Regions from separate parts of the Homo sapiens genome. Here region 1 is linked to region 2. The links are chromatin contacts, found by Hi-C or POLR2A ChIA-PET in ENCODE. All regions are on one chromosome and are shown on one strand. Each heading gives the region's core, a stretch centred on a gene start or an enhancer-like site at or near the end of the contact. The rest is flanking DNA. Distances are from core to core; before and after follow the strand shown.

Evidence for each region. Hi-C counts contacts between places; a loop is a spot of excess contacts on that map. ChIA-PET counts read pairs that join two places held with the same protein, here RNA polymerase II (POLR2A). Pooled maps may share reads with other maps.
Region 1: a map with no recorded cell type shows a loop between it and region 2 (2.4-fold over the local background). The contact joins two enhancer-like sites. A Hi-C loop is called at or near these places in 4 of 37 single-sample maps with no recorded cell type and 1 of 50 pooled maps. POLR2A ChIA-PET finds 5 or more read pairs at or near these places in 1 of 52 experiments (OCI-LY7).

What each region holds. Positions count from the first base shown.
Region 1 is chr15:94,253,701-94,260,486 of GRCh38, forward strand. The region is part of intron 1 of MCTP2 (multiple C2 and transmembrane domain containing 2); the gene reads left to right. Among named protein-coding and RNA genes, the nearest start is that of MCTP2, 26 kb to the left of the region's middle. Within about 2 kb of position 2,976, at least 2 of the 41 ENCODE cell types and tissues checked have a DNase peak (open chromatin) inside an H3K27ac peak, as active enhancers do.
Region 2 is chr15:92,800,499-92,807,294 of GRCh38, forward strand. No RefSeq gene overlaps it. Among named protein-coding and RNA genes, the nearest start is that of CHASERR, 79 kb to the right of the region's middle. RefSeq lists enhancers at 555-1,406, 3,944-3,993. Within about 2 kb of position 3,398, at least 34 of the 41 ENCODE cell types and tissues checked have a DNase peak (open chromatin) inside an H3K27ac peak, as active enhancers do.

The DNA.
Region 1 (6,786 bases), core at 1,726-4,225, 1.5 Mb after region 2:
GATACTGTAATAGTCTCTCTCTTAAAGTCTCTCTTTTTTTTTTTAATGCACAAAATGTAAGTTTCACATCGTTGCATGTGACAGACCTAATTCTACTGCAGTATCACACAAGTGTAACCATTAAACTCCAGAGACTGAAACAGTTTTCTCATCAGCTTAAAAAAAAAAATCTGGTGGTAGTATAGCTCAATGGTGGGTTGAAACACATCTGCTTTTTACATGATCCTTGATGCTCCAGAGCACACTGTTTACTTTCACTTTCAATGACTCTAATTTCAAATGGTATAGATCAAGGTTGCACATATGTGTACATAGAGGATGAGACTGTGGTGGGTGACATGTTAGAAAGCTGTGAATACCTCGATATTTGATTGGCAACAGCAAATGTTTTCGTCATAGCATTGGAATATTCTTGATTGCTTCTGTTTATTATTGCTTCTTATTTCCTAGCATATTTGAATTGCATCACTTTCTGATCAGCCTTTGTAATTTTCTTTACCATTTCCCATTGTGATGCACTAATAATTATTATACAGTGTCTCTTCAGGTTTTTAAATTCTTATTTTAGAATGATGACTGCTTTGCCCAGAGTAGAGATTTGGTGATCCCAGTTACGTAGGGATGGCAATCTAGCCTAAGGTATAAGCACAGATGTTGTGGTCAGAGAGAACCTGGTTCGAATCCTGGCACTAATACATACTGGCTGACAAGTTGCTTCATGTTTATAACCCTTGATTTCTTCTTACATAGGATTGGTATTTTTACTCAGCTCTGTTAACATTTGTGAGGAATTAGAAAACTCATGGACAAGAAGACAGTGCCTGCACTTAGTCACTGCCAAACAAAGGGCCACTATTTATATCCCTAAATTATCCACTTCATTTGGAAATATCACAAATGTGGCCACTGGTTTGATTTTTTTGCAGCAATTCATATGTGGATGAAATTGAGCTCAGTGCAACTCAGCTATCTAACGCTTAAGAAGACACACATTTTATATTCTGATAAATACTGAGTTGGAGACATACTTGCTGTGAATGAATGAATAAATGAATTTAAATTTTATACTTGTCCTTATGAGAGTAAGCATTAATTTGTCATTGATTACAACCTTAAATGATTGATGAGTACTTAGAAACTAATGACTTCGCAAAAGAGAATTTCCAAACTGTCAATTTGCTTAGAATTTAAACAATGTCATTGTATTATTCCTCTAAAGCTTGAAGTTTTCAGATGTGTTTCTTTTTATCTGGCATTTTATTAAAAGATGTGTTACGCATGGGAAAGGTCAATGAATGTGACACAGGGCTTGGCAAAGCTGGGATTTATGGAGACACAATTTTTTAGAAGTTTTCTATTGGAAGATCAGACCTGTTCTTCTTCCTTTTCCTAAAGACAAACTTTAGGAGATAACATCAATTAATAATTTTGAGAAATAGTCCTTAACACTTTGATCATATAACTATACCCCAATTAGTTTATGAGATGACCCATCTAATTGGGGCATAAATGATTTCAAATACATCTTTAGGGAAGATGGCTAAGTTTCCAACTTGATCTAACAGGTGCTTTAGAGACCTAATATAGAAAGAGTTTAGATTGATTATAGAAGGAATATAATGTAGAATGGAAGATCTCTTTAGTTTTCGTAGTGTTTCTAGTATCAAATCTAGAGAGAGGGTTTTATTCTGTGTAAATGAGATCTATGATATTAGCAACCATTTAGATATAGATGGCTAGATTATTAACTTTTTAGCAGTTTGACTTTCGTCATAGCACTTATGACTGACATAAGTATTTTAATAATTAATTTTATGCATACTTGCCTTTCTTGAGTAGTGATAAATCCTATTTACATAAAGACCTCTAAAAACATGCCTGTAGGCCAAGGAAGGGACGTTGCATCTCGTGAAGAATCCTGGGATATTTGGTAGGAGAGAGTGGAGGAGGGCTTTGGGCTTATGCTGAGTGGCATTAAGGGTGGACCAGCAGAAGCCGTGGTCAACTCTGTACTGAGTGCTATTCTGAAGCCGAGGCAGTTTCACAATTGAGTATCCTAGTGATCTTTGCTCAGGAAGCAGGGGAAATGAAGTAGAGCTAGGAAAGTTGGTAGGAATGAAAGAAATCATTCAACAGTAGGGAGTTATTACATTGTTTAGCAACTATGGAATGCTCTTAGGAAAATTTTTTTTGTTGACTTTACAGTTGTACTTACTTCTGTTAATGAAGCACAATCTGATTTTTAGCAGGGATGACTTTTATTTACTCAGATGTCGCATAAAAACTTTTGTCTTTTCCTCACAGCTCCATTTTGGTGCTCAGAATTTTCTTGACATCTGTAGGCTGAAAATCCCAAATGCAAAAACCTGAACTACAAAATGTTGCAAAATCCAAAAGCTTTTGAGTGCAGACATAATGACACAGGTGGAAAATTCCACACCTGACCCTGTGTGATGGGTCACAGTCAAAATGCAGCCGAAACTTTGTTTCATGTGCAAAATTATTGAAATATTGTATAAAATTACCTTTAGGCTATGTATATAAGGTGTGTATGAAACATTAATTTAGTGTTTAGACTTGGGTCCTGTCCCCAAGACATCTCATTATGTATATGCAAATGTTCCAAAATCTACAAAAATCTGAAATCAGAAATACTCTGGTCCCAAGCATTTTGAATAAGGGATACTCAACCTGTAGTAGGAATAAAATATACCACCCTCCTCCCCATGTCTGTTGGATGAATAACAACTTTTATTGATGATATACTAAACTTTGTCCTTAAGCTGTTCTCCTACAAAATATGGGACTCCTTTCAGATAGCCAGTCTCAGTACATAGCTGCAAAACTTTGCATGATGTTGTTTAAATTGAGAGGCTATTTTGATGTCATGAGTGAGTATCAGGAAGGCAGACCATCACAAGAATTGGGTCTTTTCTGTGAGCAAGAGACTTAGAGAAGTAAGGGACCTTTCTGAAAAGAAGCACAACTTGCCCATGTTCCTCTTTCCTGAGTGGACCCAACAGGCAGTGGTTAATGTGAGATACGGTGTATAGTTTTGTATTTCCAGCAATGCTGAAATCTGAATAACCAGGAAGCTAAAAATGAAGAAACAAATCATAAATCAAAGAACCTTTGATACTTCTCCTTCCTTCCACTGGTCTTCTTCCTTGGACTCGTCCTGCGTGGAACATATTCCACACAGCAGACACTATGATCCTTTGAAAATCCATGACAAATCAAATCAATCAATCCTCTGACCAACCTTCACCTCCTCTCCTCCCTGACTTCCCAATTCACTTAAAATAAAACCTCAAGTCTTTGCTGGCCCTCATCCCTTCTCTGACATCATCTTATTCTGTCACTGATAGATCAGGCAGATCTGGCTCTGTTGACCTCTTTGCTGTTAGAAGCAAGGAACATGTTCTGGCTTTGGGGCTTTGCATGGATCCATTCCTATTTTTGGAATCCTCTTTCTCAAATAGTGTTTCTCATTCTTGTCACTTAAGTCTCTGCTCACATGCTCCCTCATCCTCTGTGGGATGGCTTCATCCCTCTTCAAACATATATATCCTCATGGGAACACTAGCTTCCCAAAGGCAGGACCCTTGTCTGATTTGACCACTGAGTTGATGAATTTGTAAGAAGCCAAGTCAGGCTTTGAAAGCAGATTCCTAGCATCCATTGAAAGGAGGAATTTTGAGGGTAGATGCTAGATTAGACAAAATTCAACCTTATCTCCCATATATTTTGCGTGTGGTAACAGTGGTGTATGTTCCCTACAATGCCCTGGTAGCATTACAAAGAAAAATTGTTTGGGCTTTTTCAGAACTATCACATTTTAAAAATATTTGTTGTCATTTTCTTTGTTGTTTTTTTTTTTTTTTTTTTTTTTTTTTTTTTTTTTGAGACGGAGTCTTGCTCTGTCACCCAGGCTGGAGTGCAGCGGCATGATCTCGGCCCAATGCAGTCTCTGCCTCCTAGGTTCGAGCGATTCTCCTGCCTCAGCTTCCTGAGTAGCTGGGATTACAGGTGTGTGCCACCATGCCCAGCTAATTTTTGTATTTTTAGTAGAGACGGGGTTTTACCATGTTGGCCAGGCTGGTCTTGAACTCTTAACCTTGTGATCTGCCCTCCTCGGCCTCCCAAAGTGTCAGGATTACAGGCGTGAGCCACCGTGCCTGGCCCATTTTCTTTTTTAAGATGGAATCATGCTCTGCCGCCCAGGCTGGGGTGCAGTGGTGCGATCTTCTCAGGGCTCACTGCAACCTCCATCTCCTGAGTTCAAGCAATTCTCTTGTGTCAGCCTCCTGAGTACAGCACCTGCCACCATGTCATTTTTTTTTTTTTTTTTTTTTAGTAGAGATGAGGTTTTACCATGTAGGCCAGGCTGGTCTCGAACCCCTGACCTCAAGTAACCTGCCTGTCTCGTCCTCCCAAAGTGCTGGGATTACAGGTGTGAGCCACTGTGCCTGGCCACATATTGAACATTTATGTGCTCAAATCCCAGGAGGGTTTCTAATTCCTTGGTTACTTAATAATGTCACAACTAAATGAATGCTTCAGTTATCCAGATTTCTCTAAGCCCAGGTTATGGTAAACAGATTTATTTCTATATTGTGAGTTTGAATTTCTTTTCTAATTATGAGTGACTCCTCTCTCAAAGGACATGCAAATCTTTTTATCCTGCCTCTGCCCCATCACCTGGGTCCACAAAAAAGCATCTGTGTCTACTTCTGAAAATGCAAATTATTTGAATGTGCCAGAGTAAGTAAAAAGGAAGTGGTGCATGCATGGTGTAGTTTGTAAATGTAAGAGTGACTTGAGACAGATGAGATCCTTTATTGAAATTAATAGTTAATGAATTTTCCCAAGAGAAACACCATTTAGTAGAGGTGACAATGGTAGTTACCGAAAACCCTATTTAAATCACGCTTGCCTTAAAAAACTAAAAACCAAAAAACCAAAAAAATCTTGTCTATTTCATCTTGTCTGGTTTGCATTATGTTCATTACCTGATTCTTCTTTCTAAAAGGAGAGATACAGTTCTGAAAATAGTTATTGCCTAAAGGGAGAAAACAAATTCTTTTCCTGGTATTGCAGTTTTGTTATTTGTTTTCCAACAGGTTAAAGGATTTAATTATTCAGATGCTCTAGAACTGTTCTCTGCATATTCTTTTGATCATACGCCCTATCAAGCAGGTACTTTTTGAGCAGACACACCCAATATATAAGTTTACATATTTACTTATAAATTATGTACATGTACTATGGTGCTGATAATATATATACATTATTCAGCATACACTAAAATAGAGATTAAAAGAACACATTAAGTCAGTGTGAATGGAAGTTCCAATATTTTCTTCCTACACTCTGTGGCTATGCTGGACTCTCCCTGGGCCATGCTCACTCAGTTCACTCTGGGGACCCCCTTCACCCCACCCAGCCTAGTCCAGGTCATGGGATTGCAGGACCTGAATAAAAACACACCATTAGTACTCATACTCTGCCTAGGGAGGCTAAGGGAAGAAAAGTTTGCTAAAGGTCCTGAATAAAGCTCATCGAACTCCAAATTCTTCACCTTTAAAGAGAACATGCTACAGTGCACAGCCTGGCACCTGGGGCAGAGTGGTGATCAGGAAGGGGAAATTGATGTTCTCCTCCTATTTCTGCTGCTGTTCTGTTACTGCAGCTGTTAACTGCTAGTTCATAAATCTTTTATCTAAAAATTCACAATTCAGAAACTTTTGCAAATGGAAAGGATTTTGTTTGTAAGAATCCTTACCAGGGTTTGGTAGCAAACTCTGACTTGGACTCTTGTGTAACTATTTCTGTTCTATGTAGTAGTTATATATCCCATTAAGTTTGAATTGTGATATGTTTGATGATGAAATACTGTCTCCAAACCATTTAGGGTATTGTGTAATATATGATACACTCTCTAAATTCTTAAATTTCTGAACTCCAAAAACAAACCTGGCCCAAGGTTGGTTTAACCTCTGTGATGATTATTTCTACTTTGAAGCTTGTTGCCCTTTTGTTCAGGTTATTGCTGTATGATCATTTGGTGAAGGATACTGCTTTTTGATGGACATGATCGCTTGTAAAGGCTTCCCCAGGTCTCTACTGTAGGGAAGAGTGCGCCTGTCCTGATTCAGTCATTTGTAAACTATTGTTATTGTTTGGACAGGAATAGCAGATGGCTTAGTCTCACCCTTGTGCACTGAATGCCCTCCACATCACCATGTAATTGTCCTTTCCAGATCATACATTGGGTAAGGAACCTTCTGATCTCTGCCCTGTTCTTAATCTCCTTCAACCACTTTCTCTTCCCCTTTGGCTGTTCACCAGTGAGGTCATTTGCTTTATCTCTGGAATATATGAAAAGGCTCCACCTGTACCTCTCATGTTGTCTTCTCACTTCTGTTTTCTCTACCCAAGGAACCTTGAGTGCCTTTCCTGGGGATTCTGGCCACGGAAACTTCTCCTGTTCCTCAGGGGCAATAAGGGTATGCGAAAATTCCTCCCCGACTCAGGATCCAGTGGGCTTGCCATGGTGCATTCAGAGGCTCTGCCATCTCTTTAGCATTCCTTTCCAGGCTGCAGTCTACCCCCTGAGTCCAGCCCACTCAACTTTCTTGTTCAGCTTTGGCATCATCTCATGATTGGAGGGTGCAGCCTTCATTGATAGGCTGGCATTCTTTCCAGAGTGACAGTGCCAACTCTCTTCTTCTTTCTGCCCTCTCGTCTTCTCTCATGGGCCACAGAGTGGTTGGGAATACAGGT
Region 2 (6,796 bases), core at 2,148-4,647:
TTTTGTTTTTGTTTTTATTTTTGTTTTTGTTTTGAGACAGGATCTCTGTTGCCCAGGCTTGGTCATCTCTCTACTTAGTGATCAGTGGGCATCTCTGTTGCCCAGGCTTGCAATGGTGTGATCATGGCTCACTGCAGACTGGATCTCCCAGGCTTAAGCAATCCAGTTTTTTGTTTCTTTGTTTTTTCGTTTTATTTGTTTATTTATTTATTTTTGAGACAGAGTCTAGTTCTGTCACCCAGTCTACAGTGCAGTGGCGTGATCTTGGCTCACTGCAACCTCTGCCTCCTAGGTTCAAGTGATTCTTCTGCCTCAGCCTCCCGAGTAGCTCGGACTATAGGCGCCCGCCACCACGCCCAGCTAATTTTTGTGTTTTTAGTAGAGACAGGGTTTCATATGTTGGCCAGGATGGTCTCAAACTCCTGACCTCAGGTGATCTTCCTGCCTCGGCCTCCCAAAATGCTGGGATTACAGGCATGAACCACCGTACCCGGCCCCAAACAGTTGTTTTAGTGAAGACGTTGCCTTAGTCTCTTCCCACTTATAATATTTTCATTTGCCCTACTGCCCTCCAAGGTAGAAGATGCACTAAAATCCAGTTCCTCCCTAGGTTTACTGTAATATATAAGCTTCTAAAATTTTTTTCATCTTATAAAGGTTGAAAATTGCTGATGACTAATTGGAAGCTTCGCACAAATCCTTGGAATTTTTTTTTTTTTTTTTTTGAGATGGAGTCTTGCTTTGTCGCCCAGGCTGGAGTGCACTGGCACGATCTTGGCTCACTGCAGCCTCTGCCTCTTGGATTCAAGCAATTCTCCTGCTTCAGCCTCCCGAGTAGCTGGGACTACAGGCATGCGCCGCCACGCCCAGCTAATTGTTGTATTTTTAGTAGAGACAGGGTTTCACCATGTTGGCCAGAATGGTCTTGATCTCCTGACCTCATGATCCACTCACCTCAGCCTCCCAAAATGCTGTGATTACAGGCGCGAACCACCACGCCCAGCCAATTCCTTGGATTTAAGAGCCGACAGCTGCGAGAACTTCCCTTCTGGCAGGCAAACCAACTCCAAGGCATGAAAGCCACAGGAATGCTGGGGAGATAAATGCAGGAAGACACAGGTCCTACTCAATGGCACCATCACCCTGCACTGCTGTGGCCAGGCCTCCAAGGTTCCCTGGCTCCTTCTTCCAGGCTGCTGAAGGGGACCCTGGAGCACCTTGGTTGAGAGGAGTCCCTGCCCCAGCTTTCGGGGCACAGGCCCCTACTGTCCTTTTCTGCCTTGTCTCTGGCCCTTCTCCCCTATCTTCCAGCCACACCAAACAACAGGCCACACCCTGCTGCACTCAGCTTTCTCCCACAGACGTGTTTTTGCCGTTTCTCATGCAGTAGCTCACTGCCTGGAATGGGCTTCCCAGCATTTCCCCTAGAAATTCCATTTGCTCTTCTGAATGCCTTATAAGGATCTCTTCTCCAGAAAATGTCCTTACTAATCCTATCAGTTGGGGTTACCTAGTCATCTCTCTACTTAGTGATCAGTGTTCAAATCCTGCTTCTCTATACCAGCTCTGTGAGGTTGAATGAGCTATTCCATCTTTTCTGTCTAGGTTTTCTCATTTCCTTTTTTGTTCTTTTTTTTTTTTTTTTTTTTTGAGACAGGGTCTGGCTTTGTCACCCAGGCTAGAGTGCAGTTGCGCAATCTCGGCTCACTGGAACCTCCTCCTCCCAGGCTCAAGCAATTCTCCCACCTCAGCCTCCAGAATAGCTGGGACCACAGGCATGTGCCACCAAGCCCAACTAATCTTTTTGTATTTTTAGTAGAGATGTAGTTTTGCTATGTTGCCCATGCTGATCTTGAACTCTTGAGCTCAAAATTATCCACCCACCTTGGCCTCCCAGAGTGCTGGGATTACAGGCATGTGCCAACATGCCCGGCTGGGGCCATGCTCTTTCTGAAGCCTCCAGAGGAGACCCTCTGTTCCATGGCTTTTTCTTCTGGTGTTGGTGGCAGTCCTTGGAGTTCCTTGCTTCATGGATGATACTTCACTCCAGTCTCTGTGGCAGAAATTCTCTGGTGTGTGTAGACAAGCCTTCCTCTGCCTCCCTCTTAGGAAGATACATGTGATAACACTTAAGGCCCACCCTGATCATCCAAAATCATCTCCCCATCTCAAGATATTTTTTTTTTTTTGAGATGGAGTCTCGCTCTGTTTCCCAGGCTGGAGTGCAGTGGCGCAGTCTTGGCTCACTGCATCCTCCGCCTCCCGGGCTCAAGTGATTCTCCTGCCTCAGCCTCCTAAGTAGCTGGGACCACAGGCATGTGCCACCATGCCCGGCTAATTTTTGAATTTTTAGTAGAGGTGGGGTTTCACCATGTTGGCCAGGCTGGTCTTGAACTCCTGACTTCAAGTGATCCACCTGCCTCGGCCTCCCAAAGTGCTGGGATTACAGGCGTGAGCCATCGTGCCCGGCATCAAGATCCTTAAATTAAGCTGGGCGTAGTGAGCCGAGATCATGTCACTGCACTTCAGCCTGGGCTACAAAGCAAGACTCCATCTCAAAATAAAATAAAATAAAATAATTTTTTTTTTTTTGAGACGGAGTTTCGCTCTTGCTGCCCAGGCTGGAGTGCTATGGCACGATCCTGGCTCACCACAACCTCCGCCTCCTGGGTTCTAGTGATTCTCCTGCCTCAGCCTTCCAAGTAGCTGGGATTACAGGCATGAGCCACCACACCCGGCTAACTTTGTTGTATTTTTAGTAGAGACAAGGTTTCTCCATGCTGGTCAGGCTGGTCTCGAACTCCCAGCCTCAGGTGATCTGCCCACCTCGGCCTCTCAAAGTGCTGGGATTACAGGTGTGAGCCACCACACCCTAAAATAAAATTGTTTTAAAAGTAAGATCTTTAACTTACACACCTGCACATTTGCAAAGCCCTAGTTGTTGGGGTTTTGTTTTTTTGTTTTTTTTTTTCTTTGAGACAGAGTCTCACTGGGATTGCAGGTGTGAGCCACCTTGCCCTGCCTGTGTTTTGGTTTTTGTTGTTTTTGCCAGATAAAGTAACATTCAGTTTCCACATATTGGGATATCACTGGGAGACCATTATTCAGCCCACCACACACATCCCCAAATCTACCAGGTTAAATGGAGGTAGATTTTTAAGCTTCCCAAGTAGCTGGGACTACAGGCATGCACCACTATGTCTGGCTAATTATTTTTATTTTTTATACAGTTGGGGTCTTGCTACATTGCCCAGGCTGGTCTTGAACTTCTAGGCTCAAGCAAACCTCCTGCCTCTGCCTTCCAAAGTGCTGGGATTACCGGTATGAGTCACCACACTGAGCAAGGGAGAAGAATTTTAAGAGTCCCTATAATAACTCCACACCTCTCTAAAAACCGCACTGCTCGCCCCTCCCCACTCCCACAGGTTTTGGAGTTTCTGACTCCTGAAAGAGAATGAGTCACAGACAGTTCCCGTCAGAAAAGACTATGTCCCTCCCACCTCTCATTTAGTTCCCGTTTGTTTAGGATTCAAGTGTCTTGGGCAGTTAGATAGCTCCCCAGCCTACCCAGTTTCCCTCTTGCCTCCCCTCTACTACCCCCAGAAATGCTTGTGCAATATTGGACTGACTCACCCAGAAATAACTCATGACTCTCCTTTGTTTACAGTTTAAGAGACTAGGGTGTTGAAATATCTCAGCAAAGGCCACTGAGGGACTCTTCAGTCCAGGGACAATGAAACACTGGACAACCTGGGAGGAGTTAGGTACATTCTCTGGCCTTCTCTCAGAGGGGCTTTTGCTGTGTTGTAACAGGCAGTGGAGTGTTGGTAAATATTTAACAAGGCATCTCCAAGGGGAAAAGCCTTAATATGTAGTGTTTACCTATTCCTGTGGTGTAAATACCCCTGCTATGGCCAGTTTCAAGCTACCAACATGATGTCATTGAAACCAAAGTTGGAAAGAAAAGTGCATCATCATTCTGAGCAGCTGACTCCAACACGCCACTGTAGCTCCACTGACCTAAGGGAAAACTGTCAGTCTTCACTCCATAAGGATGTACAGGCCCAGGGGCTGGACAATGTAGCTCTTGGAAGATCACAATAGAGTCAGTTTCCTAATTTCAGGGACCAACTGTTACTGCTAAGAATAAATGGGAGGCCAGGTGCAGTGGCTCACACCTGTAATCCAAGCACTTTGGGAGGCCGAGGCAGGTAGATCACCTGAGGTCAGAGTTCGAGACCAGCCTGACCAACAGAGTGAAACCTCGTCTCTACTAAAAATACAAAAATTAGCCAGGCTTGGTGGCGTGCACCTGTAATCCCAGCTACTCAGGAGGCTGAGGCAGGAGAATCACTTGAACCCAGGAGGCAGAGGTTGCAGTGAGCCGAAATCACACCACTGCACTCCAGCATGGGCAACAGACCAAGACTCTGTCTCAAAAAAAAAAAAAAAAGAACAAATGTGTAAAATAGTCACAGATCTTTACAATCCCATCCAGCGATGAGGTTCTAGGTACAAAACAAACATTAACATCTTTCTCCTCTGGAATCGCTTGAACCAAGGAGACAGAGGTTGCAGTGAGCCAAGATCGTGCCACTGCACTCCAGCCTGGGAATCAGAGTAAGACTCCGCCTCAGGAAAAAAAGAAAAAGAAATCTTTTTCCTCTGAACTCTCATCAAACTTCTATTTCTACATCTCTTTTGATTTTTTTTATTTATCTAACAATGACTGTGCCAAGCAATATTCCAAATAAGGTATATACCGTGACACAATCCAACCTCACAACAAGCCTACAGGCAAGTACTTTATGTATTTATTTATTTGTTTACTTATATATTTGTTGACACTGGGTCTCACTCTGTTGCCGAGGCTGGAGTGCAATGGCACCATCTGGGCTCACTGAAGCCTCGACCTCCTGGGCTCAAGCGATCCTCCCACCTCAGCACCCCCAGAGTAGCTGGGATTACAGGCACACGCTACCACACCCAGCTAATTTTTGTAATTTTAGTAGAGAGGGCATTTCACCTTGTTGCCCAGGCTGGTCTCGAACTCCTGGACTCAGGCGATCCACTGCTTCAGCCTCCCAAAGTGCTGGGATTACAGGAGTGAGCCACCAAGCCCAGCCTGGAACAAGCACTTTTTACAAATCTGTTTTACAAAGGAGCAAACTGAAGCGCTGAGAGGTTAAGTTACATGTCCAAAGTCACAAAGCCCTGAATTGCCTTTGCAATGCCCCTTAAAAAGTGGCAGAATAAATGCCCAACCCAAGAAGCTCTTCACATATTTGATTTAGATTCCACATAAAAATAAAAGCACTATGTATACATATTTACATATGGCATATTTATGATCTACTTTATAGTTATTTTGTAGCTGTTAGTAATGAAAATAAGAACAATTTTATACATCATGTGCTATGGAGAGACCACTAGACATGGTCATTGTTCAAAGGTCTAAACAGGAACTACATTTCTAAGAAATAGTTTATTTATTTTTTTTAGAGATGAGGTCTTACTATGTTGCCCAGGCTGGTCTTGACTCCTGAGCTCAAGCGATCCTCCTGCCTTGGCCTCCCAAAGTGTGGGGATTACAAGCATGAGCCATGGTGCCTGGCCCTAAGAAATAATTTAATATTTCATTATTAATAACAACACCTGAAATTTATAGAGCTTTTTTGTTTTGAGGCAGAGTCTCTGTTGCCCAGGCTGCAGTGCAGTCGCACTATCTCAGCTCACTGCAACCTCTGCCTCCTGGGTTTAAGCGATTCTCCTGCCTCAGCCTCCCAAGTAGCTGAGACTACAGGCACGTGCCACCACGCCCAGCTAATTTTTGTAGTTTTAGTAAAGATGGGGTTTCACCATATTGGCCAAGCTGGTCTTGAACTCCTGACCTCAAGTGATCTACCGGCCTCGGCCTCCCAAACTGCTGGGATTACAGGCGTGACCAACCGCGCCCGGCAGAGCATTTTATGTTTAAAACAGTTTTTCATGTGTAATCATGAGAGGATATGGAATCCGGAGCCAGTCAGACCTCAATTCAAATTCTGGTTTTAGTTCTAATACTGTTCTTAGTGTGTATGTATGTAGGTAGGCAGGTAGGTAGATCTTAGTGTGTATGTATGTAAGTAGGTAGGTAGATAGATAGATAGATAGATAGATAATTTTTATTTTTTTTGAGACGGAGTCTCCCTCTGTTGCCCAGGCTGCAGTGCAGTGGCGCAATCTCGGCTCACTGCAACCTCTGCCTCCCGTTCAAGTGGTTCTCCTGCCTCAGCCTCCCGAGTAGCTGGGACTACAAGCATGCGCCACCATGCCTGGCTAATTTTCTTTTTTTTTTTTTTTTTTTTTTTTTTTTTGGTATTTTTAGTAGAGAGGCGGTTTCACCACGTTAGCCAGGCTGGTCTGAAACTCCTGACCTCTGGCAATCCGCCCGCCTCAGCCTTCCGAAGTGCTGGGAGCCACGGTGCCCGGCCCTCACAGGCTTGAGCCACCGCACCCGGCCTTTAGAGTATATTTTAAAAATAGAGATAGGGGTCTACGTTGCCCACGCTGGTCTCAAACTCCTGAAATCAAGCGATCCTCCCACCTCGGCCTCTCAAAGCGCTGGAATTACAGGCTTGAGCCACTACGCCTAGCCCAGCATACTTTTCAACTGTTCAGTTTTACCTGGAACAAGTAATAGGTTCACATGGTCCAAATTCATAAGTTACTAAATTTTTTTTTTTTATTGAGAGGGAGTCTCGCTCTGTTGCCCAGGCTAGAGTGCAGTGGCGCCATCTCGGCTCACTGCAACCTC